Linked DNA regions of Homo sapiens: region 2 is linked to region 1. The links are chromatin loops, found by intact Hi-C in ENCODE. Cell type or tissue: K562. All regions are shown on one strand. Each heading gives the region's core, and the rest is flanking DNA. Links, peaks and the distances in the headings are about the cores only.

Region 1 (10,476 bases), core at 1,430-9,429:
CCTGTGTCATACTGTCATGTCAGAAGAAAAGAACGAAGGTGGGCCGAGGAGCCGGCTCGCACTCTCCTGACCTGACTCTGCCCTTGGGCTCTGCTCTGCTCTGCAATGCGGCTGGGCTGGGGCTTCCTGGGCGGGGCACGTGGCTGAGGGAAGCCACTTATATCACGTGTATTCTTCCTCCCCACCCAGGAGAGCTGTACTACAAAGCTCAGTCCCCAGATGAGGGGGCCCTGGTCACCGCAGCCAGGAACTTTGGTTTTGTTTTCCGCTCTCGCACCCCCAAAACAATCACCGTCCATGAGATGGGCACAGCCATCACCTACCAGCTGCTGGCCATCCTGGACTTCAACAACATCCGCAAGCGGATGTCGGTCATAGGTGAGGCCAGGCCTGGGGTGCTGGGGCGTTTGGGGACAGCATTCAGGCCTGGAATGGGTGAAGTGTGCCGGGTGACTCTTGATGTGTTTATGTTGGGGGTCTTTGCCTGTCTGAATTTTTCTGGCACTTTCTTCACCTGCCCCATTCATAGTGCGGAATCCAGAGGGGAAGATCCGACTCTACTGCAAAGGGGCTGACACTATCCTACTGGACAGACTGCACCACTCCACTCAAGAGCTGCTCAACACCACCATGGACCACCTTAATGTGGGTGTGAGGAGAGGAGGGGCCAGCCTGGGGGGTTCTACTCTTAGTGTGGGGGAGGCGACTTAAGTTTGTTTTATTGTGTAAATTTAAGGTCTACAACGTGATGTTTTGATGTGTATATATAGTGAAGTGATTACTACAGTCAGACAACTTAACACATCAGCCAGCTCCCATAGTTACCTCTTTTTATGTATGTGGTGACAGTCCCTAACTGTGGAATGTGGCACACACCCAGTCTACAGTGCAGGATTATTCATTGTCGCCCTCACGCTGTCCATTAGCTCTCCAGACTTACCCAGGTGTGCCTTTCCACTCTGCCTCCAGGAGTACGCAGGGGAAGGGCTGAGGACCCTGGTGCTGGCCTACAAGGATCTGGATGAAGAGTACTACGAGGAGTGGGCTGAGCGACGCCTCCAGGCCAGCCTGGCCCAGGACAGCCGGGAGGACAGGCTGGCTAGCATCTATGAGGAGGTTGAGAACAACATGATGGTACGGGCTGCGGGACGGGCCAAGGATGGGCACGGAGGGCTCATGCCTGCAATTCTTGTGCCAGGAATCCTTGTGGTATTTTCAGCTGCTGGGTGCAACGGCCATTGAGGACAAACTTCAGCAAGGGGTTCCAGAGACCATTGCCCTCCTGACACTGGCCAACATCAAGATTTGGGTGCTAACCGGAGACAAGCAAGGTGAGAGCCCAGCAGGGCAGAGCCAGTTGCAACTGACAGTAGCCCTGTTGGACCCTTGCATGGAGCCGAGGACATCAGGCAGGCAAGTGTGCTGACCTTGTTGGGTGCCTGTCCGTAGCTCCTGCGTTCTCTCTTGGTAGAGACGGCTGTGAACATCGGCTATTCCTGCAAGATGCTGACGGATGACATGACTGAGGTTTTCATAGTCACTGGCCATACTGTCCTGGAGGTGCGGGAGGAGCTCAGGTAAACAAGAAGCCCAGGGGAGGCGGTGCTGTGCGTTGTGCCCAGGGCTCAGGTGGGGGTTTCTGGACCATTTAGACTTGAATCCCTGCTCCCCACTGCCGTTCTGGAAGACCACAACCGTATCATTTCCACCTCGACAGGAAAGCCCGGGAGAAGATGATGGACTCATCCCGCTCCGTAGGCAACGGCTTCACCTATCAGGACAAGCTTTCTTCTTCCAAGCTAACTTCTGTCCTGGAGGCCGTTGCTGGGGAGTACGCCCTGGTCATAAATGGTCACAGCCTGGTAGGCATCGCTATCCTTAGCTTGGGCAGTATCTTTCCAGTGAGCACTTCTGTCCAGGGCTTTTATATCTTGTTCTAATTTCCCCTGATTTCAGAGAAGACTGGTCTCAAAGGGGACTGGGAGGAGCTGAGACTCCCAGGTGTCTCCTGGAAAGACTGGCTCTCTCAGGTTTCTCTGTGCTCCAGGCCCACGCACTGGAGGCAGACATGGAGCTGGAGTTTCTGGAGACAGCGTGTGCCTGCAAAGCTGTCATCTGCTGCCGGGTGACCCCCTTGCAGAAGGCACAGGTGGTAGAACTGGTCAAGAAGTACAAGAAGGCTGTGACGCTTGCCATTGGAGACGGAGCCAATGATGTCAGCATGATCAAAAGTGAGTGTGGGCTGTGCAGGTGTGTAGGCTGGGCTTGAGGCTGGGGAGGGGCCCACTGAGGTCTCTGGACTGCAGAAGAATGACGGGAAGGGGGTTGTAACTTGGTAGGCTCTAAAGTGTGTGGCCGGTGGCCATCTTCACCCTCTTGTCATCTCTTGTCTCTGCAGCGGCTCACATTGGTGTGGGGATCAGTGGGCAGGAAGGGATCCAGGCTGTCTTGGCCTCCGATTACTCCTTCTCCCAGTTCAAGTTCCTGCAGCGCCTCCTGCTGGTGCATGGGCGCTGGTCCTACCTGCGAATGTGCAAGTTTCTTTGCTATTTCTTCTACAAAAACTTTGCTTTCACCATGGTCCACTTCTGGTTTGGCTTCTTCTGTGGCTTCTCAGCCCAGGTAATAAATGTTCCCAGTCCACTGTTGTGCAAATCTGTAAACCTGAGGGCAGAGGTTCTGTCTTGTTTATCACTCAGTCCCCCAGGGCCTAGCTATTTTCTGGTACATACTCTTAAAAAATGCTTATTAAAGGAGGAGAGAAGGAGCCTCAGAAAATTTCTTAGGGTTCTCTGTATGTGACATCAGCTGTCTTCCTGTGCCTGATGTGTAGCAAAGAAAGGTTGCATGCTCCCTTGCTCCCTGTTCTCTTCCAGACCGTCTATGACCAGTATTTCATCACCCTGTATAACATCGTGTACACCTCCCTGCCAGTCCTGGCTATGGGGGTCTTTGATCAGGTATGGGGGAGTTTGATGATCAGATGGGATGCGGGGAAGGTCACTGCTTGAAGGAGTCACATAGACGTGGTGTGTGACACTTGTGCCCATTTCCTGTGGCCACTGGGAAGGCAGTTCTTTCAGCCGGGGAAGGTGTGGCTGGTTCTCCCTCCTGGCTGCAGCTGATCTAGAACTCTCTTGGGTTGCTGAACTAAGTTAGTCTGGGGGTAGCTGGCTTGAGGTTGGTTCTAGCTGCCAAAGACTTTGGAAAGGAGGAGGCAGGGACAGAGTCAGAGTCTGCCCTTGGTCATCCAGGGTCAAAACGGCAACCTCTGAGGCCCCCTATGCTACATGGTCCTCCCACACAGGATGTCCCCGAGCAGCGGAGCATGGAGTACCCTAAGCTGTATGAGCCGGGCCAGCTGAACCTTCTCTTCAACAAGCGGGAGTTCTTCATCTGCATCGCCCAGGGCATCTACACCTCCGTGCTCATGTTCTTCATTCCCTATGGGGTGTTTGCTGATGCCACCCGGGATGATGGCACTCAGCTGGCTGACTACCAGTCCTTTGCAGTCACTGTGGCCACATCCTTGGTCATTGTGGTTAGCGTGCAGGTATGAGGCCATCCAGGAACTCCCCTCTTCTCTGGAAGGAGTGAGCCTTCTGTCCCTGGGGCTGCCCTGGGCACCACAGTTCTGTTTCTGGGGGAAGGGGCTTTTAGGGCGTGCGCCTGCCTGACTATGCCTACTTTCTGCAGATTGGGCTCGACACAGGCTACTGGACGGCCATCAACCACTTCTTCATCTGGGGAAGCCTTGCTGTTTACTTTGCCATCCTCTTTGCCATGCACAGCAATGGGCTCTTCGACATGTTTCCCAACCAGTTCCGGTTTGTGGGTAAGTCCCCGTGGCCTCCTTGAATCGGTGAGGAATCACAGCTGTTCTGGGACTAACAGGACCATCAGCTAATCTGCACATTCAACATTTCTTATGTGCCAAGTATTCTGTTTATTTTATTTATTTATTTATTTATTTTCGAGAAGGAGTCTTGCCCAGGCTGGAGTGCAGTGGTGCGATCTCGGCTCACTGCAGCCTTCGACTCACTGCAGCCTCTGCCTCCCGGGTTCAAGCGATTCTCATGCCTCAGCCTCCTGAGTAGCTGGGATTACAGGCACACGCCACCAAGCCTGGCTAATTTTTGTATTTTTAGTAGAGATAGGGTTTCACCATGTTGGCCAGGCTGGTCTTGAACTCCTGACCTCAGGTGATCCACTCACCTCGGCCTCCCAAAGTGCTGGGATTACAGGTGTGAGCCACCGTGCCCAGCTAGCACAGAGAAATCTGAATAAAGGGAAAGGGAGCCTGCCATGTGGCTCTCTGGGAACTGTCAATCCAGGAAGAGGAAACAGCAATATAAAGGCCTTCAGCCCTGGCCTGGGAGGAGGTCTTCTGCACGTGGAGCTGGGGAGGAGTGGAGGAAATGAGTTGGAGGGTGGGGGTGTGGAATGAGTCAGGATTATTTAAGCCCTTATGGGTCAGAGGAAGAACTTTGAGTTTTTGAATTTTAATCTAAATGTGAGAGGAAGCCATTGGAGGGCTTTGAGCAGAGAAATACCAGAAGCTTACTTATGTTTTTAAAGGGCCGCTCTTACAGTTTCGTGGATAATAAAGTGTAGGGGGCAAGGGTGGAAATGGGAGACTAGGAGGTGAGAGCAGTCACCAGGTGAGCCTAATGAGGGCTCGGAATAGAGTAAAAGGCCGTGAGATTCCAGAGATGTTTTGAAAATGGAAACAACAGGCCGGGCGCGGTGGCTCAAGCCTATAATCCCAGTACTTTGGGAGGCCGAGGTAGGCGGATTACCTGAGGTTGGGAGTTCAAGACCAGCCTGACCCACATGGAGAAACCCCATCTCTACTAAAAATACAAAATTAGCCGGACTTGGTGGCACATGCCTGTAATCCCAGCTACTTGGGAAGGCTGAGGCAGGAGAATCGCTTGAACCTGGGAGGTGGAGGTTGTGGTGAGCCGAGATCGCGCCATTGCACTCCAGCCTGGGCAAGAGCAAAACTCTGTCTCAAAAAAAAAAAAAAAAAATGGAACCAATAGATTGAATGTGGGGTCCAAAGAAGAGAGAGAAATGAATCAAGATAAAAAACAACAAAAAAAAAATTAAAAAAAAATTTTTACAGAAATGAATCAAGATCCATTGCAGGGTTTTTAGTTGGAGCAACTGAATGGGTTGTGGCATTTCCTGAGTTGAGAAAGACCAGGATCAGATTTGGGGAAAGGAAACAATAGTTGAGTTTGGGCCACGGGAAATTCAAGATGCCTGGTATGTCAAGTCTGGCAGTTGAAGCAGCAGGTCTGGAGCTTTGGGGGAGTTTGGAGCTAAATTTGGAGATTTACATTTGGAGGGTGAGCCTGGAGAAGCGGGAAGCCAGAGGTGACTTAGGCTTTGAGAGTAGGGAAGTGGAGCTGCCAGAAATGGGAACGGGGAATGTCTGCCTCGTGACTCCCAAGGCCACTGACTCCTCTTCATCCCCAGGGAATGCCCAGAACACCTTGGCCCAGCCCACGGTGTGGCTGACCATTGTGCTCACCACAGTCGTCTGCATCATGCCCGTGGTTGCCTTCCGATTCCTCAGGCTCAACCTGAAGCCGGATCTCTCCGACACGGTGAGAAGCCAGGCTACCTGCTGTGGGAGGCAGAGATGGGGTGGCTGGAAAGGCCTCATGTGAACACTGGGGGGCTCTGTGGGGCCATGTGGCTGTTCAGTGTGTTGGTGCTTATCTGTTCTTCCTGGGGACAGACACCCTGTGCAGCTGGCCACAGAGGCCTCTGCGTCAGCCTGGTCCCAGGTGCTGTGGGTCGGAGGCCTCTGTGTCAGCCTGGTCCCGGGTGCTGTGGGTCCCTTCTCCTTGGCGATATCTGACACCTCCACGCTGACAGAGGGCTCTTCCCTGTGCCCCTCTGCAGGTCCGCTACACACAGCTCGTGAGGAAGAAGCAGAAGGCCCAGCACCGCTGCATGCGGCGGGTTGGCCGCACTGGCTCCCGGCGCTCCGGCTATGCCTTCTCCCATCAGGAGGGCTTCGGGGAGCTCATCATGTCTGGCAAGAACATGCGGCTGAGCTCTCTCGCGCTCTCCAGCTTCACCACCCGCTCCAGCTCCAGCTGGATTGAGAGCCTGCGCAGGAAGAAGAGTGACAGTGCCAGTAGCCCCAGTGGCGGTGCCGACAAGCCCCTCAAGGGCTGAAGGCCGAGGATGGATGCCCTGTGCCAGTGACCAGAGCACCCAGGGCTGGCCAGTCACTGAGGGAACAGCGTCTCGGAACTGCTGGTCCTCATTCCTTGCTTCCCGTCCCCCCGGTAGACTCTGTCCTGCTGGTCCCACCACACATGGCTGGGACATCTGTTCCCAGCTGTAGGCCCTTCCACCAGCTGGGGAGCTAGAGGGAGCAGGCCCAAGGGCAGAGCAGAGGCTGAGGCACGGGGAGCCAGCCCCACTCGGGGACCAGAAGTGGAACCAAAAACAAGAAAAAACTGTGAGAGATTGTGTCTGCCCCTGCCCTGCCTGGGACCCACAGGGAGACTATAATCTCCTTATTTTTTTACTCCTACTCCCCAGAGGGGCCCTAGTGCCTCTGTTCCTGAATTACATAAGAATGTACCATGCCGGGAAGCCAGAGACCTGCAGGGGCCTCGGCCCCTCACATCGTGTATGTCTCTCCTTGATTTGTGTTGTGTCCAGTTTGGTTTTGTCTTTTTTTATTTGGCAAGTGGAGGAGGCTTTTATGTGACTTTTATGTTGTGGTTGGTGTCTTAACTCTCCTGGGAAAAGGAGGCTGGCACACACTGGGATGCCGCAGCCTGGCCGGCTGTGGGGTGGTTTGGGAGGATCCATGTCGGCTCTGCCTGCAGTGACCAGTGCTCTGTGGGGCAGAGGAGCTGACCAGGGAGGGAGGTACCCATGAGCAGAGGGTAGTGGGAGAGTGTAAAGGAGGGTTTGGTCCTGTCTGCTTCCTCACCTTGAGAGTAAAGTGCTGCCCTCTGCCCCCAACACACACACATATCAATTCCTGGATTCCTTAGTCCTGCTGGCCTTGGGCTGGAGCCTAGGAAAGTGGCCCCCAAATCCTTAGTGAGCTAAAGCTGGGTCTGAAATTTGGTCAGTGGGGAGGGGTAGTTTTCTTTTCTTTTTTCTTTTTCTTTTTTTCTTTTTTTTTTTGAGATGGAGTCTCACTCTTGTCACCTAGGCAAGAGTGCAATGGCACAATCTCAGCTCACTGCAACCTCCACCTCCTGGGTTCAAGCGATTCTCCTGCCTCAGCCTCCTGAGTAGCTGGGATTACAGGCACACACCACCACGCTTGGTTAATTTTTGTATTTTTAGTAGAGATGTTTCACCATGTTGGCCAGGCTAGTCTTGAATTCCTGACCTCCTGACCTGCCCACCTCAACCTCCCAAAGTGCTGAGATTACAGGCGTGAGCCACCACACCCAGCTCAGGGAGGCGTAGTTTTCTTTAATTTTAAATTTAAACCCAAGTTTATTGGCAGACTCCCTTTTGACCTCCCTTTGCCTCCCCATCTGGTGCTTTCTTGCATCTACACCCCAGGGCCCTGTGGTGGGGCTGCAGGGGGAAGCTGTGCACCTGAGATGAGGCTGGAACGGGAATTGGCCTCTCTGCTCCCTTCTTCAGTAAGCAAGGAGCCCCGCCCCTCAGGCCCAGCCTCTGGCAAGAGGTGGTGGAATCCTTGTGCCGGGTAGTAGAGGAGGATAAGGGCAAAACCAGGCCCAGGCCAGTGCCTGGCTTGGTCTGGATGGGACACTGTCAGAGTTTGGCCACAGCCTGTCCTTTACTTCATCCACACCTATGAAGCTATTCCCTAAATAAGGCATTTCCCAAGTTAGTCGCTACCTAATCAGCCTTGAGAAGAATCCTTTCCTCTTCTTTGATAGTGGGTCGGGGGATTCTTCAGGAATGGTTTGGAGCTGGGAGTGGGTAGGGGGATTTTAAATGTTCCATATGGGAGCCCCAAAGGAACTGGATGGGCTGCAGTGAGGTGGGGGCGGGTGGGCAGGGAATGGGAGAGGGGAAGTCTTGGCAGGGAAATCCCTTTTGGCCACACAGTTTACAAACCCAGTATCATGTCTGTCTGTGTGTCTCTCAAGGTGAGAGTCTGATTTTTATACCAAAGAGGAAATGATTTTTTTTCATATTTTGTTTGTCTATATTATATAAATATATATATACAGTTATATATATATATATTATTTTTTGGTTCTCTCTCGTTTTTTAGGGAGGGAAGAAAGTACCAAGTTGCATTGAGCTGTAATTAAGGAACATTATAATTTATGACACATTTCTATACTTGCAAAAATTATATCATTTTATGGATATAAGAGAAAAATGCCTTTTTATAAAATTTCAATTTCTGAGAAGTGTGTAATTTGTCTCTTTTCTGATGTTTAACCAAGACTGGTGGTGAAAGTAAAGACAGAAACTGTCTCTTAAATGTAATTGAGTGGGTAGATCTGGGATATCTTGGACAAATTGGAATCTGACTGGTGTGGGATAGCACCTCATCCATTTGCAGACCTCCCGGGATCTGAGTTTCAGCTGAAGATGAAGACGGGGCAGTGGGTGGTACTGAGCGGCATATCGTATGGACTTTGGCTGGGTGCCTAGGACCTTGAGCTGTTTACCTTTCTCCAAACGCAGGCCAACCTGTCATCCCTAACACACGCCAGATGGATGTGTGTGTAGGGAAAGTACCTGGTAAATATTGTAAGGTTTTGTTTTTTAACTCTGCGCTTTTCCGCATGCCTCACATCTTCCTGGCTTCTCAAGTGAGTATCAAGGAAGCTAAAGTCTTATATTAAAGGGAGCTTTCCTCCAGGGAAGGGAGGGCGGATGAGGATGGGGTCCTAGGAGTCAGGGCCAGGGTTAGTGCTGGCCTGAGGAGAAAGAAGTATAGCTTCCTCCGCCGATGGCCAATATCAGCATGATCCAGCCCCACCCGCAGGCTAATTTCCCCCTGACCCAGCCAGTCTTCAGTTATGGAACAATCCTTCTCAAAAACGTAGACTGGGTGTGGTGGCTCAATGCCTGTAATCCCAGCATTTTGCGAGGCTGAGGCAGGAGGATCACTTGAGCCCAGCCCAGGAGTTCAAGACCAGCCTGGGCAACATGGGGAGACCCCGCCTGTATTAAAAAAAAAAAAAAAAAGGGTGGGGGAGCGGAGGGTGTATGGGGGGAAGATGTGAAGATAAGATCTGTTTCCCTCTTCAGGAGAAACGGCCCCTGGCGGGAATCCCGCCACAGACCGCCAGGAACACCACCTGACACCCACCTCCACCCAGGGAGAGGCTGTCCAGTCCACACAAGCCTTTCTTTGGGGTCTGTCTGGAACCCTGAGCTTTGGGCAGCAAGTGGCATCTGGCTTCAGTGCCCCCACCCCCGAAACACAGAAAGAAGCCTTAATCCCTTGAGGCTGGTGAGGCCCCAAGTCCACCCCTCCCACAAGACAGGTCTTCAGCACTGCGCTGGCCTCCCGTTGGGGGTCTGTTCAGCCACTGGGAATGTCTTCCTTGGCTCCTCTCGCTGACCCTGGCTCTCCTGCACCCAGGATCCTATTATGTGTGTCTGAGGGGCAGGGCCAATGTCATTTTAACTTTCATTGCCTCTTGGGGACGCGTTTTCTCCGTCGCGATATAGACACACGCCTCCACGGAGGCTCCGGGCACTCGGGCTCCCCGTTTTCTCCCCTCTGCCGCAGGCATCCCTGGTCTTCCTTCCCTGCGCTGACTGAGCACCTGGGCTCCTGTGGGAGTGGCTTCCAGCCCCTAGGTCCCCATCGTCCTAGTGCCTTTTCTGAGTGCGTGGAGGTGAAGTCTGTCCGATACCGCAGCTTTGTTCCACTGAGCCTGCTTATCTCCAAGGGCGTTCCTCTCCACTCCACTAAAGCAGCACACACCCATGGGCGCCCACTGCCGTCGGGAGGAGCTCCACCTCTGAACTCTCACAATTCATTCAGCATTTGGCCATCCATATTCTTCAGTTCTTCCCGCTTCCATCTGTGCTCCCAGCGAAAACTACGGCCCCTCCCTTTCCTCCTGGTCGCTTGCTTCCATATGTGAACCCTTACTTGCTTCCCAATCCAGCCCGGAGCCCGTGGTCTGGTACTCGTCGCTTTGCCCCGGAACATTCCAGCCTTGGGTCAGCCCAGCGTCTCCCAGGGTGAGCTGTGGAATGCTGAAGGGCAGCACACAACCACGGAGCAAGAGGAGCGGCAGCTGCCCGGGCTCCCTCCGCAGGCGCCTCTGCACGGCGAGGAGACGCTGGGAACCTCATTCTCCTGCCCCTCCCTCAACTCCTGCCACCGCCTCCCACCCTGCCCTCAGCAGATGGTGCTGCCTCCTACTTCACGGAGCAAATAACTTCTGCGGCTTTCCTCTCAACTACAAATCTCACTGCGCACAGGCACGCCGGCCTTCCCCTTTCCTTTCCCCTGCCTGGGGAGGCTGGACTCTC
Region 2 (11,020 bases), core at 1-8,000, 200 kb after region 1:
CTTTGGGAGGCCAAAGTGGGTGGATCACTTGAGGTCAGGAGTTCAAGACCAGCCTGGCCAACATGGCGAAACCCCATCTCTACTAAAAATAAAAAATTAGCCGGGCATGGTGGTGGGCATCTGTAGTCCCAGCTACTTGGGAGGCTGAGGCAGGAGAATCACTTGAACCCAGGAGGCAGAGGTTGCAGTGAGCCGAGATTGTGCCACTGCAGTCCAGCCTGAGTGACAGAGTGAGACTCCATCTCAAAATAAATAAATAAATAAAACAAAATGATAAAATCAGCTTCCACTTATGTACAGCAAAGGCCTGTGACCGTCCCCTGCCCTGGATGCCATGAGATCATCATGCCCACCATGTCCCCTGCTTTGCTTTAACAGCGGATACCGTTCTTAATGTCAAGAGTGCCAGAATACTCAGTTTGACTTGAAATGCTGTAGGGTGTCATTAGCCCCGTGTGGTTTAGGCAGGTAATTGAGTTAGTGGAGCAGCAGGGTGACATTTGGAATGTGCGTAGACGCAGGGGAGGAGCAGCTTTGGGATGGAAGGCATATCCTGCATGGTGGACAGTCCACACCTGCATCATTTAGAGGCTCGTGAATCACTTAGGAGGCCCCAAATCTACCCATTGAGGACTTTTATCCACCTCTCTCGGAGTTTCTCAGTGTGTTTTTGTTTCCCTCTGCTGCTTCCTTTTCCTGAACTCTTCAACCCCTACGCCCCCAGAATGGCCCTTCCTTTCCTCTGCCGTGGACTGGGATTACTTGGGAACTGGCTTTAGCTCCCACCCTAGAGGGGGTGGGCACAGCCTTTCTGCTTAGGGGACTCATCCCCCAGGCAGTTCAGCCTCCTGCAGGACAGGCGTTGGTCCAGTCGTTCCTTTCCTTGCGTTGGTCCAGTCGTTCCTTTCCTTGCTCCCCTTGCTCTTCCCGCAGAGGGTCCTTCCTGGTGCTGCTCCTGAGGGAATGCTTCCGAGACCTGAGCTGGCTGGCACTCATCCATAGCGTCCGTGGGGAGGCGGGGCTGCTGGTGACGAGTATCGTCCCGAAGACCCCGTTTTTCTGGGCTATGCACGTCACTGAGGTATGGACTGGTTGTTGGCCCCCTCAGGCTCCTGTGCCTTCCTGCGTGGCCTCCCTAGGGTGGGCATGGTGACGGGGCCGGTCAGTGGTGGAGATGCAGGGTAACTACGGTCTGATCCTGGGTTCAGTCTCGTTCTCTCTCCCACCTCATACCTGATGGCCTTGGGACGGATTAGCGGTGCTAACATAACAGGTGACGTCTACGGAGGCAGATTTGTAATGCAGTGCAGGCAGTGGGGCCGTTGCGTTTTGCACCCCACAGGCTCTGCACCAGAACATGCAGGCTCTGTTTAGCACCCTGGCTCAGGCGGAGGAGCAGCAGCCCTACCTGGAGGGCTCCACCGTTATGCGCGGGACTCGCTGTCTGGCAGAGTACCACCTGGGGGATTATGGACACGCCTGGAACAGGTGTGTGCCTGGGCAGGGGTAGAGTCTATGGGAGAGGCGTGCAGGGAAAATGCTCCCTTCTTGCATTCTCTTCCTTTGGGCTCTGGTTTTTTTTCCTGTGGCTTCTTCTCTCAAAATCATCTTTATCCTTATTTCCTCACTCAAGGATTGGGGAGAAACAGAGCAAACTCGCTCTTCCTCCCTCCTACCTCCACTTTCACATCCACTTTGTTGAGGACTGCTGTGCATGGCACTAGGCGGAATGATTGTCCTCTGTCTTTCTCTTTTCCTCTGCCAGGTGTTGGGTGCTGGACAGGGTGGACACCTGGGCTGTGGTCATGTTCATTGATTTTGGACAGTTGGCCACCATCCCTGTGCAGTCTCTGCGCAGCCTAGACAGCGACGACTTCTGGACCATCCCACCCCTGACTCAGCCATTCATGCTGGAGAAAGGTGAGACATCTTCTATCTTCCTCCCAAGGGTTTCAGGGACAGGAGAAGCCATGGTTGCTTCTGGGACCTGAACAGGAAGCAGCATAGTGGGCGGCCAAGGTGCTTCAGTCTCTCTTTCCACCCAACCCCAGTTTTCAGCATATGACCCCTGCAAAGCTGCCTCTCAAGTGTTGGTTTTCATGCCTGGGATCTGGAGCCCAAGATCCCAACAGGGACCTCAGATGCTGCCCAAAGGCTGAGTTCTCTGGAAGGGGAGAGAAGAGGGCAGATTTCCCACCCCTGCTTCCACCAGAGCTGCTCAGCTTTCATCTGTTTTACATACTTGGCGTGTTGCTTCAGATTTCACTGGAAAAAGATTCTGCCATAGAAGAAAACTAGCACTCGAATGCCAGTGCTAGACGCCAGAGCACAGCACTTAGCACTGCACTCTCCTAATGTGATTCATTTAGCTTCAGACACCTGTGGGTTTCTCCATAGGTGGAAATGAAGAGGCCCCTTCTCAAGATCGAAGTTAGGTGAAATGTAAAAGGATGAAAGAATGTTTTAGGGGGCAGTCAGGAGAAGTGGAGGTGAAGAAGCATACATACACATACACAGGAAGTAAGATGGAAAAGTTTTATTTAAAAAATTTCTTTTTTTTTCAGAGGCAGGGTCTCACTCTGTTGCCCATGCTGGAGTGCAGTGGCATAATCATAACTCATAGCAGCCTCAAACTCCTTGGCTCAAGCAATCCTTCCACCTTGGCCTCTCAAAGTGCTGGGATGACAGGCATGAGCTGCCGCGCTTAGCTGAGATGGAAACGTTTTATAGACAAACTAAGTCTTTTTTTTTTTTTTTTTGAGATGGAGTCTCGTTCTGTCACCCAGGCTGGAGTGCAGAGGCGCAATCTCGGCTCACTGCAACCTCCGCCTCCCAAGTTCACATAATTCTCCCGCCTCAGCCTCCCAATTACAGGCACGCACCACCACACCCAGCTAATTTTTTTTTTTTTTTTTTTTTTTTTTTAGTAGAGATGGGGTTTCACTATGTTGTCCAGACTGGTCTCGAACTCCTGACCTCGTGATCCGCCCACCTCGGCCTCCCAAAGTGCTGGGATTACAGCTGTGAGCCACCGTGCCCGGCCCTCAGACAAACTAAGTCTTGAGATGGAGTCTTGCTCTGTCGCCCAGGCTGGAGTGCAGTGGCGTGATCTCAGCTCACTGCAACTTCTGCCTCCTGGGATCAAGCGATTCTCCTGCCTCGGCCTCCTGGGTAGCTGAGATTACAGGCATGTGCTACTACGCCTGGCTAATTTTTATATTTTTAATAGTGACGGGGTTTCACTGTGTTGGTCAGGCTGGTCTCGAACTCCTGACCTCGTGATCTGCCCTCCTCGGCCTCCCAAAGTGTTGGGATTACAGGTGCGAGCCACCGCACCCGGCCAAAATATATATATATATAAAATATATGTATAATGTAATTTATATATTACGTATATATTATATATATCACGTAATATATATTATATATTATGTAACATATATAATATATAATACGTGATATATATAATATATATATTTAAAGATGGAAAGGCATCTCCCAATTGTGCAGGGCCAAGGCTTCCTGGGAGGCTGGTGGGGCTTGTGCCCAGTGGGCAGGGAGCACCACCCAGAGGTTGTCTTGGGTCATTGCATGAAGAGGGTCCCTGCTGCCCAGGCTGGGAACAGCCAGGCATCAGGAGCTTCTTCAGGTGACCCAGGGAAGAGGAGCTTCCTGTTTCAAAGTGCAGCTCCCAGCCTGTCAGAAGGGCCAGAGTCCCCAACCCAGAGATAAGTCAGACAAGCGTCAGTTTTCCTCCCTTTATGGATGAGGAAAATACAGCTCAGAAAAGTGAAATGAACTCATACTTAATAGCAAGAAAATGGCATAGCTGGGGATGAAACCTAGGTCTGACTCTTAGTGATTCAGTGTCATACATACAAACAGTCCCAGAGTTTGGGGACTCTGGTGGGATGGTGGGAGTTGCGTGAGGGACGACATCCTGGGGAAAGGTGGGTTTTTGATGAGCTCCCTGCCTGGTTCCAGCATGTAAGAGTGCTTGCGTCTCATGGTGAAAACCTCTCTGGTTTTAACCTTCTTCTATCCAGCCGGAACTCTCAGAGCAGAGTTCAGTGAACGTGATTTTCTGTCCCCAGTAGAATTTCTCATTAAAAATCCCAGATCCCTGTAATTATTTTAACAAGTGCCTCCTCCCTTTATCTGCTGTTATTTTGCCCTCCCCCTATGCTACCTTTTCAGCATTTATCATCTCATTTGATCCTGGCAGCAGGGATTTAGCAGGAACTAGCAGAGACTTGCTGGTTGGAGCTGGTTGGCGGCCAGAGCACTTTCCCTGCAGCCCCCGCCTTTTGCTTCCCTCCTTTGCTCCTCCTGCCCAACCCCGTGCCACTGAGGTTTTGTTGTTGTGTCTTGTTTTGCAGACATTTTGAGTTCGTATGAGGTTGTCCATCGAATCCTCAAAGGGAAAATCACTGGTGCTTTGAACTCGGCGGTAACTGCTCCTGCATCTAACTTGGCTGTTGTCCCTCCACTCCTGCCCTTGGGGTGTCTGCAGCAGGCTGCTGCCTAGGCCTGGACACAGTATTTACCTGGCATTCTTTTAGATCAAACGAACTGGTTATCTGAGGGGTTGGGTGAACTGGCTCGGGTGGGCCTTCCTTCCCACCAAGGCTTTGTCTTTCTCTTCCAGTTGCACATCCTAAAGTTTGAAGAGTCTAAATAACGGGGCTTCCCTCAGCATGTTCCCTCTCCTGTTTGCCACGGATCCAGAGGCCACCTGCCCTGTCTTCTCGTACCCCTTTCACTCTTGAGGCCTGGGAGGTGAAAAAGGCCAGACTGTGCCCAGGATTGATTCAATTTTGCTTTTACTCCCAGCTTCCCTCTCAAAAGAGAGTGAAGTCTCATTTGTCATGTGTCTTCAGTTCCCCAACTTGGCATGAACATTTGAACCAAACATAGGAAACTACCATTAGGTTGAAAGCCTGAGGCAGCTGGGATGGTCTTTCTTGTGTCTCTTCTTTGCACCCCAGAGCATGATATAAGTGGTCCTAACAGATTCTGGATAATGGAGAAGCCCTCTGCTGGTTTTCCTGGCATTCCATGTAGAATAGGTAGAGAATATTTAACCAATGAGCAAATAAATGTTGGCATGTTTCATGAGTTTGGAGTGATTGATACTTCTTTCCAGCCACCCTTCCACTGCCCTGCCGTGCCCTCTAAAACTGCTGCAGTGAGATTAGAGCCTGCCAGTGTGGGCTCTGGGCCATGCAAACCCTGCCTGGGATATAGATACATGTTTGAAGTGTAGGGGAACAACCTAAGAGTTAGTTTCATTATTTCTCCTTGCCTTCTAAGTGGAGAGAAGAAAATTGTTTCATGATGATATGGCCTTGTTTCTTTTTTATACTTTGTACTTTATTAGAACCCTAAACTTAAGGTCATAAAAGGGAGTGCTGGGTTTGGCAAGAAAAATGGAGGATTCTCTTAGAGTTAGTTGGTGTTATGCAACTCACAGGGGCAGGCATTTCCCTCTATGTCAAGTGAACAGGAACCCCACTGTTTCTTCAAATAATTTTATTAGAGCCAAACTATTTAAATAATTTTATTTGTTTCATCCTTTGGTAGATGAGAAAAATACATTACAAAATACATTATACAGAAGACAGCTCACAGTACACATTACTAAAAACACAATCTACATTCCAGCCAGGGCTGGTGGTAAGTTCAGAAGAAAGCCACAGAGGCCTTGAAAACCAGATTTCAGCTCTATGGAATGAATTTTCCCCTTATGTCCCGTCTTTATCTCAACCTCAGCATGTTTTATTAGCACCCCTAATTAGGTGGGTGTGGGTAGAGTTAGAGCAGCATTGAGTGGGACTGGTGGACTCTCCATCCACCTAAAGCAGCAAACATTAAAAGTCCCTCAAAAGAAAAGGGGTAGGGGAGGGGAAAGAATGGCCAATGTGAAAATTGCTGTGTCTCAAAGCATTACAGAACTGCTCTAGCATCCTAGTTCCCAGGCAGTTGTCCCAAGTCTGGGTTTTCTGAGACTTGGGTCTTCACTTGGCCATCTTTGGCCTCTGTCATTTCACTGTTAATGAGAGCTGCTGGCATCGTAGGTCCTAAGAGGCTGAGTCCCAGAGCAAGCTTACAGACAAAGAGATGCAGGCAGCACCCGCTAGATGCAAAGTCATGCCCAAACTTTTACAACAGCAAGTACATACAACACAGCACTGACAGTTCCATCTCAGTACAGACTCCCCACCTCATCTTCCCTCCCTGGCAGTTCCTGAGCCTGGGGTAAGGACACAGGTGTATAGAACAACCCCCCTTAAAATGCTAACCCTTTCTAGTAGGACCCACCTTGTGGGAGTGGCTTGAAAGAATCCATAATTTCCCAAGCCAAACAAATTCAGAGCTAGGTCTGTTCTTTTTGATAAAGCCAAATGAAGCAAGAGAGAGGGAGGTGAGCAAAGCTTACCAATGATCACCATCCAGTGCTGGTTAGAAGCCACTTTCCAGGAGAGGAACCAATGAACAGCGAAGAGTTGCAGCCACACAGCTGAGATCAGAAAAGACCACATACACACTTGGAGACTGTGTCCCCATCCCCACTCAATTCATTCAAAAGGAATTCTACGAAGCAGCCTCTTGAGCCTCATTTTCTTTTTCTTAGAAATTTGAAAACATCTGTGACTAGAAAAGTAGTCCTAAGAATTAACACCATCGTTTCAGCCTACCACATTGTAGTTTGGCAGGCCAGGCTCTGCATTCCAAGGGGGCAAGTGCTGGTTGCTCCAGAGGCCTTGAGGAGAAATCTAGGGGCAGACCAGGTGTGTGCTTCAGCTCCAAGTTTCTCTTGCTTTAGCAGCAAAATGCGGCCTCTCATCTCTACCAAAGCAACAGTGGACTCGTACCCCTCCCCACCTCCCAAGTAGTTCAGGGGATGGGGTGGGATGTGCGAATAAAAATAAAGATGAGTCAAGACCAGCATCTTCAAATTAACAAACTGTAATTGTTTTCCCAAAGATACATTTTTTTCATACACATCCATCATACACTGTAACCAAAAAAAGCAGTGTACATGAAATAAGAGAAAATAAATTAAAAATCCATAGCATAGGTAAGGAGGCTCTAGTCTGGAGCACAGCTGAGTTTCCAGCAATATAAGGAGGCTCGAAAGTTTCTTTTATAAGAATGCCTGCTAGCAAGGGTTCCAGCAAGGTGGTTGGTTGGTCTGTAAGTCAGTCTTGAGTACTTGAAACAGTTCTGTGTTTGTTTTTTTTCCTTAGCGTTTAGAATAGCCATCATTGTCCTGCAATAGGCAGAGCTATCACGTCCAGGAAAAATGAGGGAGGGAACCACAGAGGCAGCGTGAGATCCAAATACAGCATTCAAAGGTAATTGGTCCAGTGGTGCCTGGGGAGGGAGGAAGGGTGATACTCCAGGGTTAGCCGTCTTCTTTTGGGGGTGTGTACCAGCCTGCAAAGAAATGGAATGGTCAGTGAGGTGAAGGTTCAGGCCCACCCTCCCTGTCCTGCCCCAATCCCTGAAGACGTCTCCAGTGGCAGAGATAAGAGGATATTGGGGAGGGCTATGCTGTGTGGGGAGAGGTGTATGGGAAGCTGAGAGCCTGCATACCTGGAGATGAGAAGGGGGAATGATGTGCCCAACCTGAGATGATGGGAGAGTTAGATGAGCTTTTTCAAAAGGTGGTCAAGAAGGGGGTAGCACCAAGTTTATCGGTGATACGATCATTTTGGTGTGTTTCTGGAAGAGGTTGTGAATGTTAGCCACCGCCAGTCCCTCCTGGGAGAACTGGGGCAGGTGCTGTGTTAATGGGTGGTTGAGTATCAGAAACCAAAAGAAGGGGTTCTTGCTCTGTGGCTGGAAGTGAAAACCTGGGTGTGGCAAGTGTCCGAATCTCCTGAGTCCTGGCTCCAGCCTCACCGTTTTTTTCGTGGATCTGCACCAAGGACTTGTAGGACTGCTGTGCTCTTGTCAGACTGTATTGAGACTGGGGAGAGGAAGCCACCAGATCAGGCCATGGCTAGCTGTGGCCTTACTGCCCCTCACCTTCTGCAGGCTGTCACCCAGAGACCCCAGAGTCCCAGCTCCCAGCACTGTGGTCTAGTAAAACACTAAGTACCCTCCACCTTCGAGGTCCCTTGGAGGCATAATCCCATAGTCTTCCTTTTCCAGACCCGAAACCTCCCAAAAGTCCTAGGGGTGCCCCTAGGGGCCAAGGCACAGTTGTTCCATTGTGGGCACCCTAGGCCCTCTCATCCAATGCCACCAGCCCGGGGGCCTTATGCTCATTCCTCTAAAGAAGGCAGCCTTGGCCTGCTAGTGGCCCCAAGTGTACTTGGCTCCACCCAGCCCCACCAGCCCCAGGACCAGGATCCTTACTTTGTTGGCTCCAAACTGCACTCGTGCTTTCCCCTTCACCAGTGTGGCACTGATCTGCATGATCACTGACTCTATGGAGTAGGCACTGCTCCAGCCCTGGGTGAAGGGAAGGACAAGGCAAGCAGGTCCAGATGGAGCTTCCAGAGAACCCTCATGCTTGTCCTCTGGGCAATCAGCTGTGTCTATAGGAGGGCCCTTGCCCTTTGCCCCCAGCACTGCCACCACCTGTCTGTCTAGGTCAGTGGGTGCAGACCCAGCCCAGCAGAATGAAAGGGCCACATCATGTCTATCACCCAGCCCGTAGGGGTGTGTGCTGTAAAGCTCAGACAATCCCCGCCCAGGCCGGCCTGGCCAAGGAGGAGAGACAGGCTCACCTGTTTGGTGAGAAGTTCCATGCAGATGGCCCCTCCGCCCAGAACATACCTGCATGAGAAAGGTTAGTCAGCTGTGCCTGACAAAATCTCCAAGTCTCTTCCCCGCCCTCTGCCAGAGGAGATGCCCTCTTCCGCATGCCAGCCACTCACCCTCCAGAGAGGACTGGAGACACAACCCTGACAAATGGTGGGTCAAAGGGAAAGTTATCCTGAGAGAGAGAGAGACGACAATCAGGGGAGGGAGGCCAGCATCCTCCACAGGACTGTCAGGCAGACTGGGCAGCCTAGGCCAGAGGGAGAGACTGGAAAAGAAAAGTCTTACTTTAAAGGAAAAGTTAAGTAGAATGAAGTCGGCTCCTTCTTTCTCTTTGAGGATCTGGAGATCGTTGTGCAAAGCGCTGTCCTGGTCAACTCTAAGAAGCAACAAGCCTGGGCTCAGATGCCTGGTTCCACCTCAGGAGCTTCATAAGGGCTCCCCTGCCCTGGCTGGCAGCAGACCACGAAACCACTGCCCACACCCGCTCCGGGACCCTGAATGAAAATGCTGGATGGGGCTGCCCTGGAGATCCCACCACAGTAGCCCCACTCACACTCCTCCTCAACTTCCTCTCCAATCCCAGAGTCCCCACTCACTTGAGGAGTTTGACATTCCAATCATACAGACTGTCATTCACGAGTTCGACTGCATAGTTTCCTGGAAGGAGGGAAAAAACAGGTGTTAGTAGAATGGTCCAGGTGGTGAGTGGTCTCTAATGCAGACCCCTTTCCCAGACTGAGAGAAAAAGATCAACAGCTCTAGGTTCACCACAGATGGACATGCAACCAAGCCACTGGCTTGAGGAGCTCCATTCTTGGCCTGAAAAGTTCATAAGCACTCCTGGACCCCAGAACCTCTTGGGCCCCTTGCCACCATACCCTTCTTTATGGGTGACTCTTGTGCAGGCCCCTCTCTGGGGCAAACTCACCGCCTTTGAAACTCTGTGATCGGTATATATCCCTGAGCTCCTTCATCAGCCGGTCAGTGGCCTGCACCGAGCCAGACACTGCACCCTGTGAGGGACGGATGACAGGAACATTCCTTGGTCGTGTGGTTTATAAACACACGTTAGACCTTAGGGGCAGTCTGGCAGCTTGCCCAGGATTTAAGAAAGGATTAGGCACAAAAAAGGAGTCTGCTCTCCATACTGAGATGCGATGGCCTACTACTTCCCAGCCATTTCCCACCAACCCCTTCACCAGCCTCTCTCTAGAAGGCACGTACATTTAAGTAATCTTGCCTCTGGTTCTTTTTAATTTTCTCTAGGATGGCCAAGTTTTCTTTTCCAATGCCATCATCTTCAGATTTCTTGCCCTCAGCTGGCTCTTCCTCTTTCATTTCATAGTGATCTAAGTCTTCTGTGTCCTGGAGGAGGTGTGGGGTGGGAGTGAAAAGAAAAGGAAAAAAACCGACACAGGTTAGAGAATGACCATCACCTTCCCAGTCCCATTTGGCGAAGAGCCAAAAGTTAAAGTGAAGCAGTCCATCTAGCAGTCTTATAAACGCAACGTGCTTTCCATTTTTAGAACAATTTCCAGCCCCATTCCCTCCACAGTCTAAATCTTCAGCTCTCAAGCTACAGCAAGGACTTCGGAAACGAGCAGAGCTGCAGCTGAGATCGAGGCAGGGACTTAGCCCTCTTGTTTCCTGGACTGACCCTGCTCCAACTGTTCCTAAAACTCCCTTGGCAGCAGAAACTCTTCCCTAATTCCTAGCAGAAATGACTTGGGCCTGACCCTGTGACTCAAAGCTCATGTTTCACCAGGTGACTATTGCACCCGGGAGTTCTCAGGGCCCCAAGCCTAAAGGAGAAACCTGAATCATTACATCTCCTCTCCTCGCTACAAATGCAAGGCATGAATCAGGTATGCAGAGGCACGCACTGCCAGATGGAAATGAGAAAGGATGTCCAGAGAGATATATGGAAGAGGTCAAGAACAGAATTAGCCCCTTATTCATCCTGCTCTAAGTGAGCAAGCAACTAGCTCACTGAGCATAGGGAAGGAGGAGAACCTATGTAGGGTTGAGCCCCTCAGCCAGATGTTGGGGGTGTGGCCCAGAGGGCTGTCCACTATCTGGGAGGAGTAAATTTCATGTCGTCAGCCCTTTGCCAGTCTCAAGAACCTTACACGGTTATAGAACCTGGGATATTAATCTAATGCTAGGAAATAAAAGTAATCAGAGTGATCTCCCCATTTCTGGCAGGACATACCTAATTACCACACCAGCAGGTAATGTCTAC

Evidence for each region. Hi-C counts contacts between places; a loop is a spot of excess contacts. Peaks named below come from ENCODE experiments on the same cell type or tissue, not always from the same donor. Only the 100,000 strongest peaks of a DNase experiment are listed, where the experiment ranks them.
Region 2: it touches region 1 in a loop (11-fold over the local background); 17 of 110 quality-filtered maps call a loop at or near these places.

The regions. Positions count from the first base shown.
Region 1 is chr1:154,342,924-154,353,399 of GRCh38, forward strand. It overlaps ATP8B2 (ATPase phospholipid transporting 8B2), which reads left to right. Exons shown (of 28, transcript NM_001370597.1): 15 at 1-38; 16 at 190-378; 17 at 530-645; 18 at 970-1,134; 19 at 1,220-1,331; 20 at 1,472-1,577; 21 at 1,718-1,862; 22 at 2,048-2,231; 23 at 2,399-2,622; 24 at 2,877-2,960; 25 at 3,308-3,553; 26 at 3,697-3,835; 27 at 5,485-5,615; 28 at 5,917-8,381. The coding sequence ends at 6,195. Among named protein-coding and RNA genes, the nearest start is that of ATP8B2, 23 kb to the left of the region's middle. RefSeq lists enhancers at 5,407-6,391, 6,392-7,375. In K562, for the core only: CTCF peaks have their summits at 2,516 (motif pointing left) and 5,689 (motif pointing right); DNase peaks (open chromatin) are centred at 2,478 and 5,728; H3K4me3 peaks cover 32 bases.
Region 2 is chr1:154,543,030-154,554,049 of GRCh38, forward strand. It overlaps TDRD10 (tudor domain containing 10), which reads left to right. Exons shown (of 13, transcript NM_182499.4): 9 at 934-1,081; 10 at 1,343-1,488; 11 at 1,766-1,920; 12 at 4,380-4,450; 13 at 4,649-5,118. The coding sequence ends at 4,681. UBE2Q1 (ubiquitin conjugating enzyme E2 Q1) reads right to left here. Exons shown (of 13, transcript NM_017582.7): 5 at 10,003-10,143; 6 at 9,707-9,791; 7 at 9,375-9,435; 8 at 9,064-9,154; 9 at 8,892-8,950; 10 at 8,742-8,790; 11 at 8,368-8,463; 12 at 7,909-7,975; 13 at 5,548-7,440. The coding sequence ends at 7,409. UBE2Q1-AS1 (UBE2Q1 antisense RNA 1) reads left to right here and starts at 10,580. Exons shown (of 2, transcript NR_046668.1): 1 at 10,580-10,643. RefSeq lists a silencer at 3,404-3,698 and an enhancer at 3,782-3,871. In K562, for the core only: a CTCF peak has its summit at 3,565; a DNase peak (open chromatin) is centred at 3,572; H3K27me3 peaks cover 2,093 bases.